Linked DNA regions of Homo sapiens: region 1 is linked to region 2. The links are chromatin contacts, found by Hi-C or POLR2A ChIA-PET in ENCODE. All regions are on one chromosome and are shown on one strand. Each heading gives the region's core, a stretch centred on a gene start or an enhancer-like site at or near the end of the contact. The rest is flanking DNA. Distances are from core to core; before and after follow the strand shown.

Region 1 (5,123 bases), core at 2,285-4,784, 520 kb after region 2:
TCCTGGAACATTAGTTCCATATTTTAATTATTCCTTTCCTTAGAGAGAATTCTTTAGGGCTGGACATTTGAAAGGTCTGTTCAAAAAGAATTAATGAGGTGGTCTTTGTTTAACAACATCAGGGCAATCACAATGGTGTCTCCACAAACTTTCTAAAAATTGTCGTAACATGGGGCATGTGGTCACTTCAGAAATAGACACCTATAGCTTAAAATAAAATGGCTAGGGTGGAGGTTGAGCACAAAGGTACCTGAGATAGACAAACAAAATGACAACAGGAAATAAGACCTTTTATTTTATAACAGGGCATAACAGGGACTAGCAGGGTCTTAGTTCCTGTTGCTAGGAGTTACATTAGGCTTCTAGCAAAGTAGCATATCTCCTGTCCAAAGTTTTCAAGCATTTTATCTTTTGTCCTGTCTTCACATTTGTTACTATTGCAACTGCTACTGGTCTAAACAGGGCCCTCTCTCACTGGGATGTGAAGTCCAGGGCTTGACATACTTCGTTCTCCTTGGGCAAGGTCTGGGGGGTGTTTGGTTGATTTTGCTCTCACCTGGATGTTCTCTGTTTGGGGCTTTGCATTCTCACATTCCAAGGCATCTCTTGAGTGTTCTGCTGCCGCCTGAAACTCAACATATCAGAAACAGGCTAAGTATTTCCTAAACAGGCCTGTCACTTCTTTTCATAATTTTTCCGACTTTCCTCATTTCTGCTATTTGTGTGTAACTCAGAAATTGACTGGTTGCCCTCACACATGTTAATACTGTTTCCTCAAGCACATGTCGCAAGCTACCTTTGATCTGACATGCTCTCCATTGCCACAGCAACAGCCCACTGATGTTCTCCAACCTCCATGAACAAGTGATCCTAAATCATCTGATCCCAAATATCCAGGGATCCTCGTCATGACCCTTGAGAGTATCCGTGTCCAGAGAGAGGCCTGAGGTCCTCAGCTACCATCTCTTTGGTGCAGTTCCAGGAGCTATGCACAAGTAATGGGGAAAGGTACTGGCTTTGTCTTGTGTAAATCACACCATCTTTCACAGAAAGCATGGAGGCCCAGAACAAGGGACAGAAGGAGAAGAAAAGGATTGAATAAAGAAAATAAATTGGTTCATTGTTTGGGTTAGATTTCTGTATACCCATCTTCCCACTTGTTGGGAATTGGGAGTATGAGGATAAAGAAACTAACACTTAAACACTACTTACTATATGCCAATCATTTTGTGTGTTATATTTCATTTAATCCCAGAATAAATCCATAAGATAGATATTATCATTATATTTTTTATACTAATGAGGAAACTGAGGCCCAAAATGCTAGGCAACTGGTCTGAGGATCCACAGCCACTAAGGGGGAAAAGCTGGGTTTGCTGCTGGCAGGTCTCTTCCTCTGAGACTGAGCTCCTCTCATGAAGGGATGAGTGCCATTCTATTCTGTGCAAAATTTCCCTGACTTCTTAGCTTATTTGATCTGGAGAGACACGGTTGGGGGGGTATGCTGACTAGATGATAACTGGGTGTTGGGGTGACAATGAAAATTAGATACCAATATATACAAGACTTTTGAATACGTTAACGGAAACATTTTATTTAATTATTTTAATGAATTTATTTTTAAGACTGGGTCTTGCTATGTTGTTCAGGCTGCCCTCAAACTCCTGGGCTCAAGCAATCCTCCTGCCTCAGCCTCCTGAGTAGCTGGGACTACAGGTGCATGCCACTGCACTTGGTTCAAGGGAGACCTTTTAAATCATCATAGAAATAAAGATGTTGGGCAAACTGATCAACTATTTGGAAAAAAATTTACATCTGACACCATATATTGAATATATGTTGCCAAATGTAAAATAACAAAATCAAAACTTATGTGAGTTGATTTGTCTTATCTTAGGAAGAGCAAAGAATTTTAAGCATGAATGCAATGGCAGAAACCAAAAAGCTTTCTAGATTTAAAATCGAATTTTCTTTAAAATAAATAAAAAACCATAAGAAGTCCAAATAGCATAAGATGTGTGCACCTTGGAAAAAGGTTTTTTTTCTTACATAAAACAAAATTTTAAAGTAAAAAAATTTTTTTAAAGTTTTTTTGCACTTATTCAGTGCACGTGATATGCCAGAAACAATGCCAGGAACCAGGAATTCAAAGATAAATAAGAAACAATCACTACATTTGAGCATCTCATATCTAGTAATAAAAATAGTAATTTATATAATTGTTAGAACAATGCTAGAGTAGAAGATTGACAAGGGGCTGTGACAACCCAGGGTAGAGAAGTCTCAGACAACATGATTCTTAGGAAGGGACATGAGATATTCCACAGGACCACCAATCCTCTTTTCGGCAAGTGGTCAAAAGTGGGCTACCATTTTTTCCTGTGTTCCACTCTCCAGTAGCATGAACTGAGACCAGGGATTCCAAACATAACCCTGTGAAGACCCCCTCTGGCTCGCTTACTCTCTCTAGATCACCCCACTTTATACCCTAGAGATTACCTTGTCTGTGGTGGCACTATTTTGGTGGCACGGCTTTGATATTAAGGAAGATGATGGTCAGAAAAAGAAAGCAGAAAATATCTTCTAATTTTGAACCCTACTTTATGTCAGGCACTATGCTAGCACAATACACACTAGAACTCTCTAAGGTAGATATTGTATTATTATTTCTACTTAAAATAAAGAGGCTGAGGTCCAGAAAGTAAATCTGAGTTCTGTGCCTATTTAATCTAGATGACCTCTGCTTACCTGCTTGCAGGGAGTGCACATCAAAGGAAGACTCAAGGTGGCAGGAAGCTTGCTGTTTATTTCAAACTTAAAATAGTGGCTGAAAGAGGGTGGTGATTTTGACCTCCTTGTGGAGCATGAGGAGCTCAGGAGAGCATCTCCTTCCCGGGCTTTCAGAAAGTTGTTTCATTTCTTAGGTGGTAACCTATTATATAGACCTTCCTTGGTAAAGTCTTTCCACCTTTCAGCTATTCTCCATCAGCTGCTCACCATGATTCTTGGGAGAAGGCAAAACCTATGGGAAATTTAATGTGGTATCTGGCACAGAGTAGGCACTGAAGGCTTGGCAGTTTCCTTACCCAACTACTTTCTACCCCAACTTAGTGTGCTAACTGTATACTAGCTTTCTTTTTCTCTTCCTTGCTGTATTGTCCTGTCCCATCTCCTCTGCTCTCCCACAGGGAGTCTAGACTTACCTGTTTTCTCTCAGCAGAGAATTTCCCATCCTCTCAGTCCTCTCAGGGCTTCCCCTCCGTCCCTTTACCACTTCCTTCTTGCCTTGTGCTCTGACAGGGCAACTCCTGACTTAAAGAAAGGGCTGTGTGGCTCTGGCCACCCGTGCAGAGACAGCAGAAAGGAGAAGGGTGTCTCTGCAGAGGGAAGGAAGAGGCTGGGGGAGGAGTGTTAGAGGCACGCATGTGCAGAATGTCCTAACATGTCAGTGCCTGAACCAACCTGGCTGTTGGCCATAACCAGCAACTACCCGTCAATGAGAGCTTCGAACCTCTGGGGAATCCCAGGTCTGAAATTACAGATGGGCCATGGGAGTTTTTCCACTACAGATATTTACGTTTATAAATCACGTTGTCTTCTTAGAAAAGTCAGAAGGAGGTTAAAACAGTCAAGCCACAGACCTGTAGAAAATATAGTATCAACAACTCTCAAATCTGAAAACAAACACCCAGTAACAAAATGGGCAAAATATTTGAACAGACATTTCACCAAAGGAACTATACAGATGAACATTAAAAGATGCTAAACATTGTAGTTATTAGGGAAGTGTAAATCAAATCCACAATGGAACACTTTTACATACTTATTACAATGGCTATAAAACCCTGACAATATCAAGTATGGCAAGGTATGCAAAGCAACTGGAAGTCTCATGCATTGCTGATGAGAATGCAAAATGACAGCCTTTTTGGAAAGAAGTGATAAGGACAGAAGGCAGGGCTTTACTGGGTAGAAGAGGGTGGTTCACTGGCAAAGGTCCCACCCTCAAGCCTTGAAACCGAAGCCCTAAATGAGAACAGTTATCCCTGTTATCCTGCCCAAATGTTACTCTTTAGCCTGTCCAGCCCCCCTATCCCGTGCCCATATAAACCCCAGACCTCAGCTGGCAGACAGACAAGCGGCTGAACATCAAGAGGAGAAGAAGCAACTGAGTGTCAGAGATGTGGCTTAACTTCAGGTGGCATGACTTCAGGGAGGAGCCCGGCCAGAGACAGCAGACTTCAGGGAAAGGTCACTTTCTTCCTGCACCATCCCCTTTGCAGCTCCCCTTCCACTGAGAGCCACTTCCACCATTTAATAAAATCGTCCACATCCATCAACTTTCAAACCATTCATGCAACCTGATTCTTCCTGGATGCTGAACAAGAACCTGGGTACCAACAGGGCAGGGTGTAAAAGGCTGCCACCCTGACTCTCCATTGAGTGGGTTAACACTTAGCTGTCCACGGATGGCAACTGCTAAAAGAGCATGAATTGTAACACATCCCTAAATGCTGCTGTTGGGCTGGAGCCCAAAAGTGCTCATCGAAGCCCTGGCACCCGCTTGCCTGCGTGCTCCCGCTCCCACAGAGAGTTTGAGCATGGTGGTGGCCAAGTAAGTAGGCCACACCCCTGTCGCAAGTCCCGAGAAGGGGTCAAGGGAACTCTCCCATCTCAGAAGTATGGCAATTTCTTATAAAATTGAACATAGGGTTACTGTACAACCTGGCAATTTCACTCCTAGGCATTTAGCCAAGTGAAACTTATGTCCTCTAAGACTGTGTGTACAAATTTTTATATGTGCTTTACTCATAATAGCCGAAATACCCTGGAAATAGCCCAACTGATCTTCATTGAGTGAATTGCTAAATAAGCTCTGTGTTATATTACATCCACACAACAGAATCCTGACCATCATTGAAAAGGAGTGGACTATTAATACATGCAATAACTTGGATCAATCTCAAATGCATTACACTAAGTGAAAGAGACCAGACTTAAAGCCTACCTTCTGTGACATTAGAGATAAGGTGAAACCACAGGAACAGAAAACATATTAGTGTTGCCAGGAGCAAAAGGTGGGGGAGGTGTTGACTTTCAAAGCACAGGAGGAAATTTTTTGT
Region 2 (5,041 bases), core at 1,656-4,155:
ATGTGTTTAGATGTAGTTGAAGGCCTATATTGTCCAGTTAATGTCACTACTGTGTTTAAAGGCTCTTTGTGCTGCAGGTGAATTGATGGAGAGCAATTACACATTTGTCCAGAAACTAGATGGCTAAGTCTAAGTCTGTGCTATGCCGATAGGTGCTATAGTGATAGAATGAAAGGCCCAATGGAAATATTTCTATTTGAGACAATAAGTTAAATTTTTAGGTTCAGTTTTACATTGGAATAAGGCAAAACCTTAGATAGCAGAGTCTGACTAACCAGATAAGTTAACCAGCAGCTTGAAACTTACAAATAACTTTTACCTTTGTACTTGGTTGATTAAATAAGCTAAACCGGTAGGTTAGCAAAGAATAATTTTTACTTTTTCCATTCTTCTCTGTTCAAATGAGATATATTGAATAATTTTTTCTTGGCCTCTAAAAGAAATTTCAGACAGATTATTTGGCTTTTTTGGTGATTTCCATATAATAAATGTCATCTGGTCCTTTTCAGCCACAAGAACAGACCTGTGTCAATAATTAAAAACTCTTGTCAAATGTAATGTCAAAACTCAAAAAAGTTAATTTAGTCCAGAACTTCTTTCCTCTTCCTTCCCCCAAGTGTGGCTCTAACTCAACTTGGAAACGCTGGGATATGTGAGGTGGGGGTAGGGAAGAGACAGGGAATGTCTCTGATTCCCTGACTTGGCTTCATCCTCTCCTCCGCTCCTAGCTGCTGGCTTGGGTCCCTCTTTATGGGGAATGGCGTAAGAAGAAGAGGGAGAGGTAGGTAAGGAAGGAACTTCCTTAATAGGCTGGATGTAATCTGACTTAGGTGTCCTCTGGATGAGGAGAATAAAAATTGCCATATTGACTTCATGGGGCACTCTGGCAGATTTTTCAGAAATCCCTGACTGTCCTATGGCTGCTGTCCCTTGGTGCAGGCCATGCCTCTCTTCTGGTCTTCTGCTTCCTTCTCTCTGCAGCCTCTAAACTTCTGAAGGTCAGCTCCTCTTGGGGGCTTCTTTGTTCCTCTAGGTGTTCTTCCTGAGTGAGATTCTTTTCATGGCACCCTATTATGTCTGGAAAAATGTGCACCTTTGCCTACTCTATGGGGGAAGTGCTCCTCTTCACCAGTGTGGCCCTGTCTCTCTTCTCCATGCCCATTCAGAGCCACTAACCAACCATGGACTCCTAATGCAGCCTCTCCAGCCTGAGTAAGGCACCATGCCCCTTTGTCCTAAATTCCAGGACACACAGGTCAAGAGATATGAGTATTTCTCTCAGATCCACACTTCGCTTGGTCTAAAGTGAAGGAGCGGATTCTTCTTCATCTTCTCCATGAGGGAGGGCCTGATGCACAGGACCCTTCAAAGGAACTCTTAGCCAGTCTGCTCCCACCCCGTCACACAGCTTTGAGGTTGATGATGGACCACCACTGACAGGTCCCACTCCACACTGCCTCGCATGTCCTGCATAGGTGGGCTAGAACCCTGCTTTCAACGTGAGGTGGCTTGTGCCCTGTATTATGGTTCTTAACCTTTGGAACCTCATCTGAAATGAAGGTACAAGTATTCCATTTAAAAATTTTGTTCTGCATTAACCATTGAAGAGTTAAAGGAAATACAGTGAAAATGAAGCAAACATGATGAGGTGATGGTTAACCCACTGAGAGGATCCACAGAAAGCTGTAGTTCTTAGCAATAGTGTGATGGATGGAAGATAAACACTGAGTTCTAGAAGCATTGGCCAAAGGTGAGGATGCTTGAGGAACATGAAGGGAGACAGGAGAATGCAGAAAAGGGAAAGCTTTCACGTGGGTGGTTCCTTCTTCTAAGGGTGATTAAAAGCAACAGAAGAGACTAAGCAAACAAAATACCTTCTATAGCACTTGGTTCACAGTAAGTGTCAACATGTTGTATTCTATTATTAGAACCTCTAAATCCATTTGGAAATACAGTAAGAACCCAAGGTAGGAAATAGAGTGGCTGATTGACCAGTCTGTCTTTGTCTAAGGGGTGTGTGTGTATGTGTGTGTCTGCGTGCATGTGTGTTTTAATAAAAATAATCTAGGTTTAGAATGAAAGCAAATAATCTAGGTTTAGAATTATGTATCTACTTGAGATAGATACTGATGTAAACAAAACCAGGCTCACAAGGACCAACATCTAGTGAGGGGAGGAGGGAAGTGGGCAGTAAAGATGAGCAGAAATCTACAGTTAGCATGAAAAGCCACATTATACCCTACTTGATATATCCCCCACGACTGCCCTCTCCCTTTCTCTTGCTTTGCTCAGCCAAGCTAGCCTCCTAGCTGTTTCTTCAACATACCAGGATTTCTCTCATCTCAGGGCCTTTTAACCTCACTTCCTATGCCTGAAAAATTCTTCCCCCAAATATCTACATGGATCACACCCTCATCTTCTCGAAATTTTTGTTCAAATGTCACCTTCTCGATGAGGTACTCCATGACCATCATATTTTAAATTGCAGCTGCCTCCCACCCCATTTCCTGTTCCCCTTTTTTGGCTGTATTTTCTCCATAACACATTTTAACACCGTCTATAAGTTACCTGTTTGGCTCCTCTCCACACATAAAAAAAGTAAATCTGATGAGGGCAGTGTTTTTTATCTTATTTGTCTACTGATACAGCTGTATCACCTAGAACAATGATAACACATGGTTACCAATAAGTATTGATAATTCAGTAAATATTTTTTAAATGGAGAATTTTTTTAAGTATAAAAAAGAAGAGATTAACAAAGGAAGGCTTTAGGGAATGCAGAGGATATCTCCCTAAAGAAAAGCCATCTGGCTAGGGCTGATGTCTGGGTAGCCTTATGACAGGAAGCTGAAAGGTGGTGGTGGGACAGGAAGCTGAAAGGTGGTGGTGGGACAGGAAGAGAAGCTATCAAAGGCCTGCTATTCTGGGTGGTTGCGTGCTAGACATCATGAGTGAGCTCTTCCGTGGCTAGGCCCTGATGATGATGATGCATGCTGCAGCAAGGCTAACTACACTTATAAGGCTACCAGAATGGAATAAATATAGTCTTTAGTGTCAGACAGCCTTGGGTTCAGTTGTTGTCTCTGCCACCTACTGGCTCTGTAGCCTAGAGCAAGTCATTCTGATGGCAGCAGCTGCCCGACTGGACTAGCTGCTGTGGGGATGCCAGCTGTAGTGAGGGAGGCCTGGCTGGGACTGTTGAGCCCGTAGAGGCTGAGAACAGGAGGGAGCCTGCCCCCTACTGACTTGGCAAGGCAGGAGCCCTGGGCTTTCAGGGCAGCTGCAGCCACCCAGCTGTGGCTCCAGACCCTGACACCCCTGCTCTCTTGAGGGCCTGGGAACACCCCCGCTTCTGCAGGCTCAGAAGGGCCTGCTTCCACCCCCTGGACTCTTCCCACTCCCAGCACCTGCTCCAATTTCAGAGCAAAGATGAGGCTCAGCCCAGGCACTGTCACAACCTGGCCAGGTGTGTGCACACTTGGGGCAGCACTGACACACCAATCCCCCACCTTGGCCCCCTCCAGACTTTGGGCGCCAAGGAGCACAGGAAGGAGGCAGCAGGTGGAGATGGGCTGAGGGCAGCTGGGTGCAGGCCTGCAGGTGCCATTTGGTGCAAACAGCCTGGGCTATGGAAGGCATGATGACAGTGGGAGGCTGACTAGGTTCCTGGATGGAAAGGTGTAGGTCCCCAGTGAAACCCCACCTTCAGGCCAGGCATGGCCTGAAGCCTGGGAGCCAGGCTGCCAGTTCCAAGTGAAGTCCATGGATATGAGTAATAACTTCATCGATGACCACTGGGCCAATTGGATAGTGCTTTTTCCTGGCCTGCCTATGGCCATCTATGGACCAATCACCATGCACTTTCTCCCTTCTGAGCCCATGAAAAACCGGGGATTCAGCCAGACTCAGAAAGAAGTCAAGACTACCAGCTGTGGGAGGGAGCTACCCACTATGGGTCTCCTCATCCAGACAACTTGCCTGCAGAAAGGAGCTACCCACTACAGGTCTCCTCTCCACTGAGAGCTGGACACTCATTGGGACAGCCTGCATATGGAAAGGAACTACCCACTTCAGGTCTCCTGAGAGCTGTTCTGTGGCTCAGTGAAGCTCCTCTCCACCTTGCTCACCCTCCAGTTGTCAGCATACCTCGTTCTTCTTGGGGGCGAGACAAGAACTTGGGACCTACTGAATGGTGGGACTGAAAGAGTTGTAACACAAACCCAGCTGAAACACACCTCCCACCTGCTCACCACATTGCAAGCAATGAGAAGGAGAGAAGAGCTGTGGCCCTTCAGGGAGCCCAGACCTAAGGCCTCCCAGGCCAGGGCTGTAAAACCCTCTTTGGAGCTCTACAGTTCCTGGCATCTCCAAGCTTTCTGGTGCCACAGTGTTCCCCTTGTCCAGACACCAGTGCCTGCAGCAGAAACTGCTTGCCATACATCTGGTCCAGCAGCAGCATCACACAGAGTCGGCACCCATGCTGGAGCCTGGAGATTCCCACCCTGCCTCAGCAGCCAGTGTGCCTGGCTGTGTGCAGTGGCCAGACCCCACGCTCACTCGTTCACACACCCCTTGCTGCTCTGCACCTGGCTCACCCTTGGCAGGTGTGGGATCCAGGCTGGTAGCACAGACCAAGCACAGCCTGCCAAACCAAGTGGGTGGAATGAGCCCAGAAGTGTGAGCAATACTCAGGCAGAAGGTGCCACTGGCCACAGAATTTCTGGCTGGCAAAGCAAGACCTCAAGGATCCCGTGACAATTTCACCTCTGTAGTAGTTTCCTTGTCTTAAAAAAATGAGAGTAACATTATCTAGTTCATACAATTATTAGGAGAATCAAATGTGAAAGTGCATAAAAAACAACAATGAAGCTACGACTCATACTGTCCAGTTTGAGAAGAAATGTCATGATTAAGAGTCTAGTAAGCAAAAACCATCTCAAAATAAATCAAGACCTTTATATGTAATTTTTAATTCCTTGAAGGAGGAAACAATGACCAAATTTATTTCTCTCTTTTTTTTTTTTTTTTTTTTGAGACAGAG

The links. Hi-C counts contacts between places; a loop is a spot of excess contacts on that map. ChIA-PET counts read pairs that join two places held with the same protein, here RNA polymerase II (POLR2A). Pooled maps may share reads with other maps.
Region 1: a pooled map shows a loop between it and region 2 (4-fold over the local background). The contact joins the promoter of TBILA here to the enhancer-like site in region 2. A Hi-C loop is called at or near these places in 1 of 168 maps with a recorded cell type or tissue (naive thymus-derived CD4-positive, alpha-beta T cell) and 6 of 50 pooled maps. POLR2A ChIA-PET finds 5 or more read pairs at or near these places in 1 of 52 experiments (MCF 10A).

The regions. Positions count from the first base shown.
Region 1 is chr3:112,129,889-112,135,011 of GRCh38, forward strand. It overlaps TBILA (TGF-beta induced lncRNA), which reads left to right and starts at 3,535. Exons shown (of 1, transcript NR_157393.1): 1 at 3,535-5,123. It overlaps GCSAM (germinal center associated signaling and motility), which reads right to left and starts at 3,360. Exons shown (of 6, transcript NM_152785.5): 1 at 3,204-3,360; 2 at 557-625. The coding sequence starts at 3,232. It also overlaps a transcript of C3orf52 not described here. RefSeq lists enhancers at 2,966-3,025, 3,506-3,685.
Region 2 is chr3:111,613,571-111,618,611 of GRCh38, forward strand. The region is part of intron 8 of CD96 (CD96 molecule); the gene reads left to right. Among named protein-coding and RNA genes, the nearest start is that of ZBED2, 21 kb to the left of the region's middle. RefSeq lists enhancers at 2,933-3,433, 3,434-3,934. Within about 2 kb of position 2,906, at least 4 of the 41 ENCODE cell types and tissues checked have a DNase peak (open chromatin) inside an H3K27ac peak, as active enhancers do.